2 separate regions of the Homo sapiens genome follow, and region 2 is linked to region 1. A link is an interaction called in ENCODE POLR2A ChIA-PET data of the cell type or tissue named here. Cell type or tissue: Caco-2. All regions are shown on one strand. Each heading gives the region's core, and the rest is flanking DNA. Links, peaks and the distances in the headings are about the cores only.

Evidence for each region. ChIA-PET counts read pairs that join two places held together with the same protein. Peaks named below come from ENCODE experiments on the same cell type or tissue, not always from the same donor. Only the 100,000 strongest peaks of a DNase experiment are listed, where the experiment ranks them.
Region 2: POLR2A ChIA-PET joins it to region 1 with 12 read pairs; 5 of 35 experiments call an interaction of 5 or more read pairs at or near these places.

What each region holds. Positions count from the first base shown.
Region 1 is chr5:54,486,144-54,491,539 of GRCh38, forward strand. No RefSeq gene overlaps it. Among named protein-coding and RNA genes, the nearest start is that of SNX18, 29 kb to the right of the region's middle. In Caco-2, for the core only: a CTCF peak has its summit at 3,399 (motif pointing left); a DNase peak (open chromatin) is centred at 2,608.
Region 2 is chr5:54,416,754-54,422,149 of GRCh38, forward strand. No RefSeq gene overlaps it. Among named protein-coding and RNA genes, the nearest start is that of HSPB3, 36 kb to the right of the region's middle. In Caco-2, for the core only: a CTCF peak has its summit at 3,078 (motif pointing left); no DNase peak of the experiment used is centred there.

The DNA of each region.
Region 1 (5,396 bases), core at 140-5,139:
TTTGAGATACGTCCCATCAGTACCTAGTTTACTGAGAGTTTTTAGCATGAAGGGCTGTTGAATTTTGTCAAAGGCCTTTTCTGCATCTATTGAGATAATCATGTGGTTTTTGTCTTTGGTTCTGTTTATATGATGGATTATGTTTATTGATTTGCATATGTTGAACCAGCCTTGCATCCCAGGGATGAAGCCAACTTGATCGTGTTGGATAAGCTTTTTGATGTGCTGCTGGATTCGGTTTGCCAGTATTTTATTGAGGATTTTTGCATCAATGTTCATCAGGTATATTGGTCTAAAATTCTCTTTTTTGTTGTGTCTCTGCCAGGCTTTGATATCAGAATGATGTTGGCCTCATAAAATGAGTTAGGGAAGATTCCCTCTTTTTCTATTGATTGGAATAGTTTCAGAAGGAATGGTACCAGCTCCTCTTTGTACCTCTGGTAGAATTCAGCTCATCATCACTGGCCATCAGAGAAATGCAAATCAAAACCACAATGAGATACCATCTCACACCAGTTAGAATGGCAATCATTAAAAAGTCAGGAAACAACAGGTGCTGGAGAGGATGTGGAGAAATAGGAACACTTTTACACTGTTGGTGGGACTGTAAACTAGTTCAACCATTGTGGAAGACAGTGTGGCAATTCCTCAAGGATCTAGAACTAGAAATACCATTTGACCCAGCCATCCCATTACTGGGTATATATCCAAAGGATTATAAATCATGATGCTATAAAGACATATGCATACGTATGTTTATTGCAGCACTATTCACAATAGCAAAGACTTGGAACCAACCCAAATGTCCATCAATGATAGACTGGATTAAGAAAATGTGGCACATATACACCATGGAATACTATACAGCCATAAAAAAGGATGAGTTCATGTCCTTTGTAGGGACATGGATGAAGCTGGAAACCATCATTCTGAGCAAACTATCACAAGGACAGAAAACCAAACACCACATGTTCTCACTCATAGGTGGGCCTGTGGACACACCAGGGCCTGTCGTGGGGTGGGGGGATTGGGGAGGGATAGCATTAGGAGAAATACCTAATGCAAATGACAAGTTAGTGGGTGCAGCATACCAATATGGCACATGTATACATATGTAACAAACCTGCATGTTGTACACATGTACCCTAGAGCTTAAAGTATAATAAAAAAAATTGAAATTATAAGAATGTATACAAACAAAATAAAAATGAAATAAAATAAAATAAAATGAGTGTGTGGAATATGTAAAGTCTCCAGGTATGTTTTTACCCCCAGATTTTTTTTTTTCACAAACTTAATACATGGGGCTGGGAGTGGAGGCTCATGTCTGTAATCCCAGCACTTTGGGAGGCCAAGTTGGGAGGATTGCTTGAGCTCAGGAGTTAAGACCAGCCTAGGCAATATGGTGAGACCCCATCTCTTTAAAAATAATAATAATAATAATACATTGGTAGGCTAAAGTTGCAGAACAAATATAATTCTTGGTCCTGTATACAAAAGAACCCTCAGTGATAGTATGCTTTTTATTCAAATCCTTGAAGATCAAGGTTTAAGTAGTTTTATTTTAGGGTAGGATGTGTTTCATGCAGCATTAATTTTATTGTCTTTTTTTAAAAAAGCATGTAATTGGTGTAGTCAGGACTGAAATTTTATTCGTCTCCTCAGATGAAAGTAGTATCTTATTAAACAGCCCTAGACCAGGAAATACAAGGGCATTATAATGAATAATTCTAAGCTCATTATGATCTCAGTGAATAGGTTCAGATTCAGCACAATACTAGAACTGATGTTTATTAACACTGATGGCACAAAGTACATGTCTGATCCACTTCAATGGAGTCATTATTTAGTGTGACACTGCACTGCCAAATGCAGCCATGTTTGTGGAAAGACAGGAAGTTGTCACAGGGCCAGGAGCAGTGGCTCACACCTGTAATCTCAACGCTTTGGGAGGCCAAGGTGGGAGGATTGCTTGAGCCCAGGAGTTTGAGACCAGCTTGGGCAACGTAGTGAGACCTCACATCTCTAACAAAAAAAAAAAAAAAAAAAAAAAAATAGAAAAAATAAAAAAAAAACTAGAAAGTCATTACAACAAAATTTTATGCCAGAAAATGTACTATCAAGACCCATAGACATATGTAAACATGGTCTCTTTCCTAGGCATGGACACTTATACCTTTATCACCTAAGAAAGATGAAGGTCTAAGGCAGAAACACAGCTCCTTTATTAGCTAAAACGTCTTGTAACATCAGACGCCTTAAATTATCCACTAATTACATTTAAATAAAAAATGTGGGGACAAATTAGCTTTAATCGAATTAAAATGAAATTTCTAGTGCAGCTAGATGGCTGTTTTGCTAGAATCTGTTTAGCTGTAAATTCCATTTAGAGTTGTTAATAGTATTCCTCTTCAACTCTGTTTAACCCACCCATCATCATGGTGAATTGCCAAATGTCTTACAAGGTAGAATAAATATTCTTGGACCTCTTTTCAGGTCAGGCATCATTGGAAATTTCTCCTTTTCACTTTACTATTATTTTTGAGACAGAGCCTCACACAGGCTGGAGTGCAGCGGTGCAATCTCAGCTCACTGCAACCTCTGCCCCCTAGGTTCAGGCAATCCTCCCACCTCAGCCTCTCAAGTAGCTGGGATTACAAGTGTGCACCACTATGCCTGGCTAATTCTTCTTTTCTTTTCTTTTTTTTTAATCTTTTTTTTTTTTTTTTTTTTTTTTTGAGACAGAGTTTCACTCTGTTACCCAGGCTGGAGTGCAGTGGTGCGATCTCGGATCACTGCAACCTCCACCTCCCGATTTCAAGTGATTCTTCTGCCTCAGCCTCCCAAGTAGCTAGGACTACAGGCGCCCACTACCACGCCCAGGTAATTTTTTTTTTTTTTTTTTTTAGTAGAGACGGGGTTTCACTATATTGGCCAAGCTGGTCTCGAACTCCTGACTTCATGTGATCCGCCCGCCTTGGCCTCCCAAAGTGCTGGGATTACAGGCATGAACCACTGTGCCCGGCCTAAGTTTCCCTTTTTTATTTACCAGTCCTGAGCTGGGTTCACAACCTGAATTAAGTCCTTGTTGTGCAATTGTGTGATGTTATGACTTTGCTGAGCTTCAATTTCCTCATCTGTAAAATGAGGATAATGTTGCAGCATTCAGAGACAACATATATAAGGCACCTAGCACAGAACCTGCCCACAGTAGGCCCTAAATCAATGGTAGTCAACATCAAATAAAGCTGATTAACCAGCTTGATTTGAAACTTATTTCTACTTTAGATAATTTCACAATAAGTCTGAGACATGCTGTAACAAATTTTCATGCCTCTCCTTCATAAACATGAATGACATGAATGAAGCAAAACGAACATTTAGGCCTCGGTTTTCACAGATAAAAGACTAGGTAGTGACCTCTAGTGGTAAACAGGCAAAATGCCTAAAGGCGATACATTTTCTCCCTTACTTAGGATTCAGCCTGAAATTGATCACAGAAGTGCAATGTAAAGCTATGAGATCAAATGTAATTAATACTTGGATAAGAATTTAGCCTTCATGCCATTCTGTAAAACAATGAAATAAAGGAAAATGTCCTTGCCTTCTGTTATGCCAAAAATTGCAGTTTAATCATATGAGTAACAAAAGAATCGGGGCCAGGCAAAGTGGCTCATACCTGTAATCCCAGCACTTTGGGAGGCCAAGGCAGGCAAATCACTTGAGCCCAGGAGTTTGAGACCAGCCTGGGCAACATGTGAAACCCCGTTTCTACCAAAAATACAAAAATTAGCCTAGCCAGGCATGATGGCATGTACCTGTGGTCTCAGCTACTTGGGAGGCTGAGGTAGGAGGATTGCTTGAACCTGGGAGGTTGAGGCTGCAGTTAGCCATGATCACACCCCTGCACTCTAACCTGGGTGAAAGAGCAAGACCCTGTCTCAAAAAAAAATCAGAGCCAGAAAAAAATCAAATTATATTTGATTTTTTTGACAAATATGAGCTATTTTGATTCATTTTTGCACAAATGACCAGATGTTACATTAAAATTTATTTCAGTAGTACCTTAAGTGGAATTATAAACTTCTTTCCAAGTACATAGAGTAGTTCATAATGGATCATTTTGCAGAATTTCTGATAGTGTCGTAAAAAGAAAATGTGCTGTAGGATCTTCACTGATGACATTGTCTAAGCACTAGTTATTACTTACAGAGCTTGCCTTCACTGGACATTAGCAGGGCTGGTTCCCATCCAGCTTCTGAACTCTTACAATCTCCATTTCTGCCAACATTACTGCTCGTGAAATTCAATCAGTACAGTATAGGATGGTGGTTAAGAGCATGAACTCTGAAGCCAGACTGGGTTTAAATCCCAGCTTTACCATTTGTTGACTATGAGAGATTGATGCCTCAGTTTCTTCATCTATAAAACATCAGTGTTAATACCAGCTACCTTATAGGTGGTTCTCATGGTGGATTAAGCTAATATATAGACAGTGATTAGAACAGAGCCTGGAATTATTATTGAGCAGATGTTATGCACCTATACCATTCTAGGGACTATAGAGAATGCATCCAAAGCTGAAAATCCAGGCCCTGTCCTCAAGAATTTATAGTTGACATGGAAAGATCTTGCTAGAGGAATGGGCCTTCATTCCACTTGTTGGTTTGCAGGAGGGGGACTTTTTTTTTTTTAAACATATGCCTGGCTTCTTATGTCCCTATTCTTGTTCCCCTGCAAGATGTGGAGCAACTTTCTTGGAGTGAAGTGGCATTGGGCGCAGTCCCACAAGGAAAAGGACACATATTTTTGAATGCAGTTAGGAAGTATGTTTGGCCCTTACTCTATAGTATATCCTACAATTTGCCTCCATCAATAATAAAGGTAATAACCTGGGTTCTGGGGGTCAACTACCGGTTATGGTTCATTTTTTTCAGAACTCAGCCAGAAGTGGCAAACTATTTACTGAGGAGACACTTAGAGACCCCACAAAACACAAGAGCCATTCAGCGCCAACTTCTATGGTGTGAACCTACTATAAAAGCATTTCCAGAAATGAGAATTTGGTGTAGACTGAAGCAACAGGAATTGATTTCATGGAAGTGGGACTTAAGCTGGTTCTTGAAGAATGAGATAGAATTTGGATGGGGAGAAGGAGGAAAAGCAAGAGCCCTTCTGCAAGCAAAGCAATTTTTTTTGAAGTTTGTACTTCTATGTAATTGAAATATATAAAATATTGATTAAAATTAGTTATATTCCTGTTTGATGACACATGGTGACCTAGCCAGGCTGTGGTGGAGAAATAGATGACATAGGTCCTTGCTGCCTGATTTTTTAGTATTATGTGACCCAATTGCCAGGAATGTTCTAAGCACTTTGCACATATTGAGTCACTT
Region 2 (5,396 bases), core at 284-5,283, 69 kb before region 1:
GGCGGGGAGTCCGCTCTCCTGAAGTCTGACATCCAGGAAGACCAGATTGCTATGTGCTGTCTTTGACTTACTTGGAGACTCACACACCTACACTAGTGCCCCCTTATCTGAGGGGGATGCATTCCAAGACCCCCAGTGGATGCTTGAAACCATAAATAATACCAAACCCTACATATACTATGTTTTTTCATATATATACCTATGATAAAATTTAATTTATATAATAGATTAGGCAGAGACTAATAACAATAACTAATAATAAAATAGAAGAATTATAACAACATACTATAATAAAAGTTAACGTGAACATTGTTTGTCTCAAAATATCTTATTGTATGTAATATTTTTGGACTGTGGTTGTTCATAGCAAGTGAAAACTCAGATGGGGGAGGGTGGCATACTGTATTTATTTTCCTGTATCCATTAGTGTTTCCCAGTGAACACTGCACCAGGAGGTTGGCCATTTGTCTTTATTTATACATCAAACTAAGGCATGGAGAATAAGAGCTTGGTAAGGTCATATAGCCAGGAGGTGGTTGAACTGAGATTCAAACTGAGACAGTCTGAGTCCAAATTCTACCACCTCTTGTGTGTGACATTTAATGGATAGGTGGGCTTTTGTAACCAGTGTCTCTGCCTTTCTCCATGATTCACAGCACAGAAACTTGTGCATACATTCTCACTTGATATCTGAATGACTGTAACAGTGATGTAAATTAACAAGGAAGGGAGATAGCCCTGATTTAATTGGAAATCACTGACAGAGCTCGCCCAGTAAACTCTCTACAAACAGAATACAAATGTTTTGTATTTAATTGCTAAAGTGTTTTAAAATTGAACTCAAATTAATAAATACTTATTGTATCTGTCAGTTAAACGAAACAACCAATAAACAACCAACTCTGTTTTCTAATCAAGAGGGACTGATCCTTTAAAAAAAATAGGGTTTAAAAAAGATGATATGATCAATGTAAAATTGGATTATAGACTTTTAGAGTCTTAAAAGATGAGAAAAGAGATAAAGATGAATAGATATGGAGTAACTAGGATAAGACTCTCTCACAAACTGGACCTTAAACAGATTTAGGAAGAAATATAGGATTAGGATAGAGAAAAAGAAGAGAAAGAATTGCCTATAGGCATAATAAAAAGCACAAGTGTATCAATCAACACAGGGTATTGTGGACCAGTGAGGAAGGATCATGATCTAGACTAGGGGATTCATGTTGGAAACAGTGAGACAAGTTAGAAAGGATAGGATGGGACATATTATATGGTTCCAAACATAATAAATGAGCACTTGAGCTAGAAAGTAGTATAATGTTCACAGGTGGTAAAGAGGTATAATGAAAAAACTATACTTCACAAAAATTAGTGGTGTTCAGTGGGTTGGAGAGAAGACCAATTAGAAGGTTATCTGTGGAATTACAACAACCCAGTGAATTGAGCTGATGGAGAGAGATGCTCCTCCCACTACCAACACTCAAACATAAGGCAAAAATATTTATAGGTGATGAGTAATGATGAAAAAACAAAAGAACAAATGATAGATGACATGAAGAATGGGAGTAGGGAAGACCATATTTAAGACTCTGAGGTCATTAAATGATGTAACATGTTTACTAGCCCAAAAATATATACTAAAAGAGTAGAAAGAAAACAAAAAATTTCCAAATCAGTAGCAAGGATCAAGAAAACAATCCAAATGGAAGGAAAGAACAATGTCCCTTGGAACATAACAATAGAACATAATATGAACAGTACCTCCTTCTATGTAGTGTAGATATTAAACATAGGGTGGGAAGTACACATATCAATTTCAAAATAGTGGTTTAATCTGAAATTGTTAAACAGAGAGGGAGGGAAGCAATAGAACTGAGAGAGCGTTCAAAAGCCTTTTGTTGTATCTGTAGAGTCTTTTATTTCTTAAAAATACAATCGTATACCACATGATAACATTTTGGCCAATGGACTACACATATGACATGGTCCCATAAGATTATAGTACTGTCTTTTTACTGTACCTTTTCTATGTTTAGATATATTTACATATACAAATACCACTGTTAAATTGCCTACAGTATTCAGCACAGTAACATGCTGTGCAGGATTGTAGCCTAGGAGCAATGGGCTACACCATGTGGCCTAGGTGTGTCGTAGGCTCTACTATTTTGGTTTGTATAAGTACACTCTATGATGTTCACACAATGATGAAATCACCTAACGATGCATTTCTCAGAATAAGTTTCTGTTGTTAAGCAACCCATGATTGTATCTGAAGCAAATATCTATATCTCCTTATTAAACCTTAGGGTAAGTACATAAATTAGAGAATAAGTATATTATTCTCTAATTTGCTATTGTATTATATATAATATATGTATATGTATACTATGTATATATTATACATAGTATACATGTATAATATACATATATAGTATATGTATATTATATAATATACATATAATATATATAATATATAAAAATATATAATATATATAATATATATAATATATAAAAATATATAATATATATAATATATATAATATACAATATATATAATATATATAATATACAATATATATAATATATATAATATACAATATATATAATATATAATATATATTATATATATAATGTTAATATATAATATATATAATTATATATATATAATGTATACATATGTTATATACATATATAATGCAATAGAAAATTAGAGAATAATATACATTTGTGTACTTAGCCTAAGGTTTAATAAGGAAATATAGATATATTATACTATATTATATATGTAGTATAATATTTGAAAAGCTATTAAAGTAATTGAAGCCTGAGGTGAAGGCTCTAGTTTAATGTTGCACAAGAGGGAGTCCTCCAACATGACTTTCTGCACCTCCATCCCTGGCAGAAATCCCCTAAATAATATCCATGGAGCTGGTGTGGCAACTAGATATGAGGTTACACATTCACCAAGTCTCAAAGATGTGTACCTTCTTACTGTTACTAACAGTTTAAGATTCAACAGTCAAGCTCTGTACCAAAAAAGACAAGGTCCAGGGGATTTATTCTGTAATCTGTTTATAGTGCCCTCTAGTGGCAGCTCTGCAGAGATCTAACGCAGAACTCACTTTTTTTGTGTTGAATATTAACTTTGTATCTATTTTTCAATGTATTAACATAAATTGGATTTTGTTTTTGTTACTAAGCAATATGAGTAATTCTTAACTTTAAAATTGTATTATTCATTCATTACCTACAGAGAGAAGATCATGCTGTTTTTTTTTGTTTGTTTGTTTTGTTTTTTTAATTGATCATTCTTGGGTGTTTCTCGCAGAGGGGGATTTGGCAGGGTCATAGGACAATAGTGGAGGGAAGGTCAGCAGATAAACAAGTGAACAAAGGTCTCTGGTTTTCCTAGGCCGAGGTCCCTGCGGCCTTCCGCAGTGTTTGTGTCCCTGGGTACTTGAGATTAGGGAGTGGTGATGACTCTTAACGAGCATGCTGCCTTCAAGCATCTGTTTAACAAAGCACATCTTGCACCGCCCTTAATCCATTTAACCCTGAGTGGACATGGCACGTGTTTCAGAGAGCACCGGGTTGGGGGTAAGGTCATAGATCAACAGCATCCTAAGGCAGTAGAAGTTTTCTTAGTATAGAACGAAATGGAGTCTCCTATGTCTACTTCTTTCTACACAGACACAGCAACAGTCTGATTTCTCTATCTTTTCCCCACATTTCCCCCTTTTCTATTCGACAAAACCGCCATTGTCATCATGGCCCGTTCTCAATGAGCTGTTGGGTACACCTCCCAGACGGGGTGGTGGCCTGGCAGAGGGGCTCCTCACTTCCCAGAAGGGGCGGCCGCCGGGCAGAGGGGCTCCTCACTTCTCAGACGGGGCGGCTGCCGGGCGGAGGGGCTCCTCACTTCTCAGACGGGGCGGCCGGGCACAGACGCTCCTCACCTCCCAGACGGGGTCGCGGCCGGGCAGAGGCGCTCCTCACATCCCAGACGGGGTGGTGGGGCAGAGGCGCTCCCCACATCTCAGACGATGGGCGGCCGGGCAGAGACGCTCCTCACTTCCTAGACGGGATGGCGGCCGGGAAGAGGCGCTCCTCACTTCCCAGACTGGGCAGCCGGGCAGAGGGGCTCCTCACATCCCAGACGATGGGCGGCCAGGCAGAGACGCTCCTCACTTCCCAGACGGGGTGGCGGCCAGGCAGAGGCTGCAATCTCGGCACTTTGGGAGGCCAAGGCAGGCGGCTGGGAGGTGGAGGTTGTAGCGAGCCGAGATCACGCCACTGCACTCCAGCCTGGGCAACATTGAGCACTGAGTGAACGAGACTCCGTCTGCAATCCCGGCACCTTGGGAGGCCGAGGCTGGCAGATCACTCTTGGTTAGGAGCTGGAGACCAGCCCGGCCAACACAGCGAAACCCCGTCTCCACCAAAAAAATACGAAAACCAGTCAGGCGTGGCGGCGCGCGCCTGCAATCGGAGGCACTCAGCAGGCTGAGGCAGGAGAATCAGGCAGGGAGGCTGCAGTGAGCAGAGATGGCAGCAGTACAGTCCAGCTTCCGCTGGGCATCAGAGGGAGACCGTGGAGAGGGAGAGGGAGAGGGAGGGAGGGAGGGGGAGGGAGAGGGGGAGGGGGAGGGGGAGAGCAAGAACCGATCATGCTGTTTTCTTTAGGTGGGTTAAATCTTGCACATTTGCATAGGTAAAATGTTACCAATGTAACACTTTAGAAATTCTGTGCTTCATGAAAAGTCCCCGGAGATTTGCCGATGCCTTTATTTTTAATATATTTGAACCTCAAGGAAAACACTGAAATAATATGAAATAATTCTGATGAGGTTTCCTATACTTATCAGTTGTAGTTGTCTGATGATGTCAGTCAAAAACCCTATAGGGTAATCAGTCATCATTTTATTATATGAAACTTGGCCACAAAATTACTTATTTAATTTGAAACTAGCAGCTTCTTGGCCAGTGGTTTTTAACTGGGGATGCATGTTAGACTTAGCTGTGAAGTTTTACTAAAATGTAGATATTTAGGACTCACTCTAGACTTGCTGAATCTCTAATTGATATTCTTGAAATATTCATATTGGTATAGTCTTAACATACTCTTGGTATATTTTGTCTCAAGATTATTACATGTAAAAATTATTTTCATTCTTTTTAATCAATTGTAACACATACTGACATGGAAAACTGGCTAATCATAGTCCTTGTAGACATTGAAAATTGGCTAGTTGTCCCTATAGACATTTTGTCTAAAACTTTTATTTTGCATGCCACAGAAATAACCAAACTTTCTTGTCAGTTGCATTATTCTTGCTATGAACGCTCATCAGGCCTTTCACTTTGAAAATAATCAGTAATCAACTTACCAC